Regions from separate parts of the Homo sapiens genome. Here region 2 is linked to region 1. A link is a contact called in ENCODE Hi-C data. All regions are on one chromosome and are shown on one strand. Each heading gives the region's core, a stretch centred on a gene start or an enhancer-like site at or near the end of the contact. The rest is flanking DNA. Distances are from core to core; before and after follow the strand shown. Region 1 overlaps BCKDHB (branched chain keto acid dehydrogenase E1 subunit beta). Region 2 holds the start of ELOVL4 (ELOVL fatty acid elongase 4).

Evidence for each region. A loop is a pair of places that touch in the nucleus more often than their neighbours do. Pooled maps may share reads with other maps.
Region 2: a pooled map shows a loop between it and region 1 (6-fold over the local background). The contact joins the promoter of ELOVL4 here to the enhancer-like site in region 1. A Hi-C loop is called at or near these places in 10 of 50 pooled maps.

The regions. Positions count from the first base shown.
Region 1 is chr6:80,162,503-80,166,741 of GRCh38, reverse strand. All of the region lies in intron 3 of BCKDHB (branched chain keto acid dehydrogenase E1 subunit beta), which reads right to left. Among named protein-coding and RNA genes, the nearest start is that of BCKDHB, 58 kb to the right of the region's middle. Within about 2 kb of position 2,686, at least 6 of the 41 ENCODE cell types and tissues checked have a DNase peak (open chromatin) inside an H3K27ac peak, as active enhancers do.
Region 2 is chr6:79,944,999-79,948,803 of GRCh38, reverse strand. ELOVL4 (ELOVL fatty acid elongase 4) reads left to right here and starts at 1,251. Exons shown (of 6, transcript NM_022726.4): 1 at 1,251-1,624. The coding sequence starts at 1,525. It overlaps LOC124901350, which reads left to right. Exons shown (of 2, transcript XM_047419628.1): 2 at 793-1,417. The coding sequence starts at 989. The coding sequence ends at 1,417. It overlaps LOC124901351 (a long non-coding RNA gene), which reads right to left and starts at 999. Exons shown (of 3, transcript XR_007059656.1): 1 at 877-999. RefSeq lists a silencer at 1,142-1,191.

The DNA of each region.
Region 1 (4,239 bases), core at 1,437-3,936:
TATTCTCTGACCATAGTGTAATTAAGTTAGAAATCAATAAAAAGATCATTCAAAAAATTCTTATGTTAGAATTTTTTTTTTTTTTGAGATGGAGTTTTGCTCTTGTCACCCAGGCTAGAGTGCAATGGCGCAATCTCAGCTCACTGCAACCTCTGACTCCTGAGTTCAAGCCATTCTCCTGCCTCAGCCACCCGAGTAGCTGGGATTATAGGCGCCCACCACTACACCCAGCTAATTTTTGTATTTTTAGGAAAGACGGGGTTTCACCATGTTGGCCAGGCTGGTCTCGAACTCCTGACCTCAGGTGATCCACCCGCCTCGACCTCCCACGGTGCTGGGATTACAGGCATGAGCTACCGGGCCTGGCTAGAAATTTTTTTTAATAAATAGCTAAGTAACTCACAGCTCAAAGAAGAAACTATAATGAAAATTAGAAAGTGGTATTTTAAATTGAATAATAATGAAAAAACTATACAAAATATCTTATTGAGGTTCTGAACGTAATGTCAGAGTTGCGTTTTTCAGACTATCCTTTCCACATTTAATGATTATAAACTCTGGGCAAAATAAAACAAACAACTATTTAAAGGCATTGAAGGGCCAAAAGTAGGCATAAACTGGAGTCTTGACTCTTGAAAGAAATTAAGCCCAGTGGATGACCATGACGTTCATAAGCCTTGTCCTGCAAAAGGACTCCCCAGTCTATGAGTCAGGACAGCTAAAATTCAAACAAATAGACTCAGTCTGGTTGATCTGAGGTGTCAGAAAATAGTCTGTGGCTACCAGTGGTTGAAAATTGAGAGACTAAATCCCTAAAAGAAGGGCACAGCATGGAGGAGCCCCAAAATCTGTGCAAAAACTGATCAAATCCTTGCCAACACTTGTGCCCACAGGACACTCCAAAAGCCCAGCAGCAAATAATCTCTCCCAGTTAAAAGAGCTGTGCCCACCAACAAGGAGGCAGATTTTGGAGTTTGAGACCCTTCAAATTAGAGAAGTTTGATAAACCCTTTAGACGATCCATTCGAACCACTAGGTACAATTTTATTAGCGTATAATTCAATTCTCACTTGACGTTTCACCACCTCTCAGCTCATGCCAGAATTTCATTAGAAATTATAATTTCAGGATTCTGGGTGGACAAAGACAATAGCCACAGTCTGGCCATGTAACCAAATGTTTTGGGAGAAACCTGGTATTCATATTTCACTTCCATAATCCAAGGATACCAGTTCTTTTTCATATATAGAATTCACTTTTAGCTTAATCATTTCCTTTGAATATGAACGAAACATGGGGCAGGTGTTGGGAAATGCCGACCAGACACATCCTGTAGTTTGCCAGGCTATAAGCAGCTGCAAAAACTGAAAGCATGATTCATACTCATCATGATCTGTGACTATCTTCTGAAATTGTGACCTCTATTCCTCATCAATTCCCTATTTGACTGTGAGTAGCTTGATAATCTTTGAAAATCTATGATTCCAGTGAACCAAAAACTCAGTGGTAGAAAATGAACGTAAATTCCAGCTGTCTCCCATGGAATTCACAGCCCTGGAATACCTGAACCACCTTAACCAAACTAGCAGCATTCTTATTGATTCCTTGCTAGTTCATGGGATTTAGATATTTTTCATCTCGGTAAGAAATATAGCCTTGTTGCCAATAGAAAGCAGAAAAAAGTGAGTTTCTCAGAACTCTCTTACCCCAAAACATGTTTGATTTGAGGAAATAGTTTAACAAGTCTCTCTGACAAGTTTCTATGATGTAGCAAAAAGTGCTTCAACATGAACTGTTAAAAATCGGTTTCTATTTTCTCCCAGATACTGATTGAGGAGAAGAGCACAAATAAGACACACAATATTGATGACTTCCTCTATCTTATAATGCAATTCATCCAATGTAAAGTTCCTGTAGTACCCTGTAAGTGTCCTGATAGATGAAAAAATACATGAGTGACTGCACTATGAGCCAAGAAAGACCTGGGTTTAAGTGTTACCTCCACGGATTACTAAACACTCTAAGGCTCCATTTCTTATGTGTAATAGAAAAATTATAACACTGAAAAGACTATAATAATTCATACATTTATTCAACAAATGTTTTTAAACTACTTAATATTATACAGACACTTTCCTAACAGCAGCAAACAAAACGAAAACATTCCTCATGAATGTTTACATTCTAGTCACAAGAAATGCAATAAAAACAAAATAAATGAAGGAAATATTTAGTTTGTTAGATGATGAACCAGGGGAGTAGGTGATGGAGGGAGGGAAACTACTATGATTTTTAAGGACATTGGGAAGACCCCACTGAGAGGTGACAGTTAAGCAAAGGGTTTAAATAAATGAGGATGTGTACCATGCATATATCTGAGAGAATAAATATTCTGGGCAGAGCGACCATCAAGTACAAAAACCATGGGGTAAGAAAATGTTTAATATATCAGAGGAAGGGCAAGGAGTCCAGATTGCCTGGTCTAGAGTAAAAGAAAGAGTAGTAGGAGATAAAGTCAAGGAGTTACAGGATGGAATGGGTAGATGATCAAGCAGGGCCCTGGAGGACATTGTAAACCCTCTTTTACTGTGAGAGCGAGTCAGAGAGCAGGTGAGTGAGAAAAACAGGAAGTTCTTGAGTACGGTCATGCCATTCTCTGAGCTGCATTTCAACAGGATCCTTCTGACTCGTATTTGGTGAATAGCCTGTCAATAGCAAGGGTGGACACAGCAAGATTGATTATCTGCTACTGCAATAATCCCAGTAAGAGATAACAATGCATAATAGCAGAGAAGGTGGAGAAATGGTGTGAGACTCTGGATATACTCTAAAGATAGAGCTAAAAGGATTTGCTGATGAAATGGATGTGCAGTATGAGTCACAGCAATACTAAGGATGATTCAAAGTCTTTTGGCCTGGGTAACCTGAAGGACAGAGTTCCCAGTAACTGAGAAAGGGAAAACTGTGAAGAAGCATGTTGGGTGAGAGATCAGCAGCTCAGGTTTGGAGATGTTTACTTTGAGATGCCCTCAGATATTCAGGTAGAGCTATCAATTAGACTGTTGGATATAAGTTGGAAGTCTTCAGCATAAAGACAGCATTTAATAACAAGGGATGGGATAAGATTACCTAGTAAATTTAAATAGAGAGAAAAGAAGAGATCTAAGATTGTAGCCTGGATACTCCAATGTTAACAAGACAAGCAGGTGAGACATAAATCAGCCAAGTTGAGAAGGAAAACAAGCCAGAGTTTGGAGGAAAACCAGGAGGAGAATGTGTTGTCCCAAAAGGAAGTGTTTCCAAGAAAAGAGTGATTAACTTGTGTCTATACTGCTATTAAAAAGTGAGATGAGGACTGAGGATTTTATCATTGGTGACCTTAACATGACCGTTTCTGCAAAGTAGGAGAGAAGAGAAAAAAAAAAAAAAAGCTTAATTGCAGTGACTTCAAGTGAGAATAGAGAATAGAAGCAGAGAAATTGAAGACAATGAGTAGTGACAATTATATGGAGAAACGGTGCTATAAAAGAGAGAAGAAGCCAGGCGCTATGGCTCACACCTGTAATCCCACCACTTTCGGAGAATCACTTGAGCCCAGGAGTTCAAGACCCTACAGCAAAACCCCATCTCTACAAAAAATACAATAAAAACATTAGCCGGGTGTGGTGGCACGTGCCTGTAGTCCCAGCTACTCAGGAGGCTAAGGTGGGAGGATCATTTGAACCCAGGAGGTCAAGGCTGCAGTGAGCTGAGATGGCACCACTGCACTCCACCCTGGGCAACAGAGTGAAATTCTGTCTTAAAAAAAAAAGAGAGAGAGAGAAGAGAAGAGAAAGGGAGCAGTCACTAGAGGGGAATATGGGGTCAAGAGAGTTTTGGGTTTTTTTGTTTTGAGATGTAGTCTCGCTCTGTCACCCGGCTGGAATGCAGTGGCACAATCTCCACTCACTGCAACCTCTACCTCCTGGGTTCAAGTGATTCTCCTTCCTCAGCCTCCCGAGTAGCTGGGATTACAGGCGCCCACGACCACGCCCAGCTAATTTTTGTATTTTTCGTAGAGATGGGGTTTCACCATGTTGGCCAGGCTTGTCTCAAACTCCTGACCTCAGGTGATCCACCCGCCCCAGCCTCCCAAAGTGCTGGGATTACAGGCGTGAGCCACTGCACCCAGCAAGACAGGTTTTTAAGATGGAAAAAATAACAGCATATTTGCAGGCTGATGGGAATGATCAGTAGAGA
Region 2 (3,805 bases), core at 2-2,501, 220 kb after region 1:
GTTATATTTTTGTCATCATAAATATTTATTAATTACTGTTTATAGCACTGGGTTAGGTACTCATCAAGCAACCAAAAATAATTCTTACCATCTAGGATGCTTCCAATATAAAATATAGACAATATATAACCAGGTCAATTGGGAAATAGATCATTTCAGTATGATAAAAGATAGTATTCACATTAACAGTGTGAAAGGGCAGGAACAATAAGACACTTGACTCACTGGTCTTTAAAATGTAGCATCCAAAATGAGCAAGTGGAGAAAAGGTTAAACAAGTAGGTGACACATTTAAAAAACAAGTAGATGAAAGGACTATTCTCAAAAATCTTGTTTTATGTGAGAAACCATCAAATTATGAATTCCAAGTACTGTATTTTTTTTACTTTTCAAGGGTAGGCTCTCCTATACCTTATCTAAACAATTTTTCAAAATAGCCACAATTACTTTGTTTTCCTCTCTACACTAAATTGCCCTTTGCCTCTTGAGCGATTATCTTTTTCAGATTCACCTCAACTTCTTCAGGTTCAAGCGGACTTCACCTGTAAGCCCCTCTCGGTTCTCCCTCTTCTCTGAACTACTAATGGCCTAATTTAGCACAATTATATTGCTTTGTTCATTCCATGTATAGTAAAAGAGTCTACAAAACACATGCAAGCATTCATGCAATTATATGTTGATTTGTTCATGGGTCGACCCCAAAGTCTATTCTCCATCGCTGAAGCATGGAAGACAAATACCCTTCACTTCTTCAGAGGCATAACACATGCACTTCTCTTGTCATGGTGACAGGCATGTGCTGGTGGAGGTCAAAGAAACAGGAACACAAGTGAAATCGAGGTGAGTGTCAGGTAAGGACCAAAGCACCACGCCTACCTCATCTTTGCCCACAGAACACCCATTCTTCCCGTGTCCTGTTTCCCAGGACGTATCCGGGGCGGATAAGAAATCACCCGTGGGGAGGCGGTGAACTCCTCCGCAGGGGCCGATGCCCGGGACAGGGGCGGGGAAGGCTAATGAGGCGACTTGTGCGGGGAGGGGCCAAGGAGGAGCCCAGGTGTCCCGCTCCCGCTCGACGGCGCGCGCCTGCGCGAGCCCAGTTGGCGTCGCACCCTTGAGCGCAGCATCCCTACGCCAGCGAGTCCCAATACTAGGGAGGGAGGGAGGGAGGAGGGGCGGCCGGCCCCCCGCCCCCGCGCGCGGCCACGTGACGCCGGCTGAGGAGATTGGAGGGGCGGCTGCGCGAGGCTGCAGACTGGTGCAGCGCACTGTGCTGGCGGCTGGGCCTCCTCCACCTCCTCGTCTTTCTCCCGGGAACCTTGACGACGCCTTCCGCTTGGCCCTGCCTTCTGCCGCATCCCCGCCGCCGCGGCGCCTTGAGGAGCAGGAGAAGACGCAGCCGGGCCGCCGCCGTTAGAGGGGTTCCCGGCCGCCGCTCGCCCCGTCGGCCGCCACCGCCTCCGGGGTCAGCCCTCTCTCTGGGTCTCCGCTTTCTCCTGCCGCCAGCGCCCGCTCATCGCCGCGATGGGGCTCCTGGACTCGGAGCCGGGTAGTGTCCTAAACGTAGTGTCCACGGCACTCAACGACACGGTAGAGTTCTACCGCTGGACCTGGTCCATCGCAGGTAAAGCCGCTGACTTCCCCATCCTCGCTCGGTCCCCCGCGGGGGGTCACCGGCCCCTGGTCTCGCAGCTCCCGGGCCCGGCCCCACAGGCCCCCGCGCCCTGCGGCTTTCGGATGCTGCGGATCAGCGGAGGGGCCGGCGCGGGCACTGCGGTTGAGCACTGGTTAATCTGATCCGAATGTTAAGGCCTCCCCTCCCCCGACACTCGCAGGGTTTTCTTCTGAGCTCCCTCCATCTCTCATCAGCTCTCGGATGCGGGAGCTGACATATCAGATGGAGCCTGTGCAGCCAGGAGCTCCTCGCAGGAGCCGCCCCACCCTGTGCTCCCACATCTCCCGAGCTCGCCTCCCTCTTCCCCGTGCACAGGATTCCTTTTAACATTTAGTCCTATTTTGTATGGAGAGCGGGCTGGGGAGGAAGGAGGGCTTCAGGGGCAGCTGAAGGTACAGGAGGTTTCTTCAGCCTCCTGGTCGCTTTGACAGAACCCTGCTAATCTTTTCTTCTATCTAGCTCCTTCATCTATAGTATAATTCGGACTGAAAAGTAAAATAATATTGTTTGGCTCCTTGAACCTTGAAGAATGTTAGTTTCCGAGGCATTTTCAACAGCAAATATGTTTGAAGTGATTGTCTATAATGGCTTTGCGCACTGCAGTGCAGTCAGGGGGAGGGGGAGGCCAAAACACCGGGGAAGAAATCAGTCTTTAGGAAGGGGGTCTCTACAGCAACACCTAGAGGTTGTCCCAGATGCCTACATATATACAGTTCTTAAATCAGCAAACTTTTCTTTAGCTGTTGCAGTTAATTTGGCAGGGCTGTCAATTGTTTGATTTATGCAGCTTTCCTAGCGTCCAACTGTGATATTATATTTTTACATTGTACTGTTTATTTCTTCATTTGCTTCGCTGCTTTTGATTTTAAAGCATTTAAAAGTCTTTGAAATCTAAAATAAGGTTTAAAGGATTTCAGAAATGATTTTACGAGGTCAATTTTTCTGGTCCTTTTGCAGTATCACACTGCATCCTATCAGTGAAGGATATTAACGTTCCATCTTATGACTCTGCCTTCCCTACTTCGAAATGAAAATGTACTCCTGTAGTTTTTGTGTTCATTGTTGTTAGAGGAAATTAGACAGTGGTTACAGCATGAATGTAGTCCGATACATAGGGCTTATGTTTTGGGAAAAACGTATGCTGGAATTATTTTTGTGAGAGACAAAATGATTATTTGGCATTAATACTGCATTCACTTCTTTAGAAAAGTATGTTCTTTTTCAGAAGATCTCAACTTTGACACTGGGAAATAAGCTATTTAATAAGCCATTACAGCTGAAAATGGTTAAAAGGCAGTTTTCAATGGAGTGTTTCTTCAGTTTTTTTTTTTGTTTCTATGCGCTATTACACTGATGTTACACTGTACCTGCAAAAACTGGGAAAGATGTGCCCTTCCCTTCACGTCTGTGATTTCGGTTCTTTAAACGTTGCATCAGGGCTTCCCATTACACAATTGTATAGAGCTGAACATCAGACAAGTTCTTTAGCAGGTAATTGCACTTCGCACACCTAGGAGTCAGACACTGTTGAGATACTCCAGTCTCCATATAGCCAGAGCCACACCCAGGAGTTCTCGGTCCTGTCATTCCTATCCTATCCCGGAGCTTTCCCATCTCTTGAGTCTCAGAAGGAAAAATTGAGGGCAAAGGTAGAATACACCTTTCTGTGATGGTGAATTCCTTCCTGATGATGTTTGTGTAAAAGAAACCACACACACACAAATGAAACAGGAAATTTTGTGCAGTTGCCGCATGTGAAAGCTTGCTACTAGGCTTCGAAGGGCATATAAAATAATATAATATTGTGGGCCAAGCCTGAGAAGTGAGAGTAGCCTTAGAACACAAGTGACCTCTCACTAGCAGGCCGAAGGAAGGTATTTGCCTATGCTTTGACTATCCACTTACGAAACCTGAGACTGCTTCCTTGCTTTCTGTAATGAGCTACCTTATGTAGGCAGATGGTATTTCTTAACCAACAGAGAGGCTTAGTGGATATAGTCTGTTCTGCTGTACTGCTGTGTGAGGAGGAGTATTTTTCAGGTCCAGGCCGAATAGACCTGAAGTCTGTGGTGTCCCATTTACGTTTACTCTCCCTCATTCTATGCCCCTCGTGTTCCTTTTTTTTTTTTT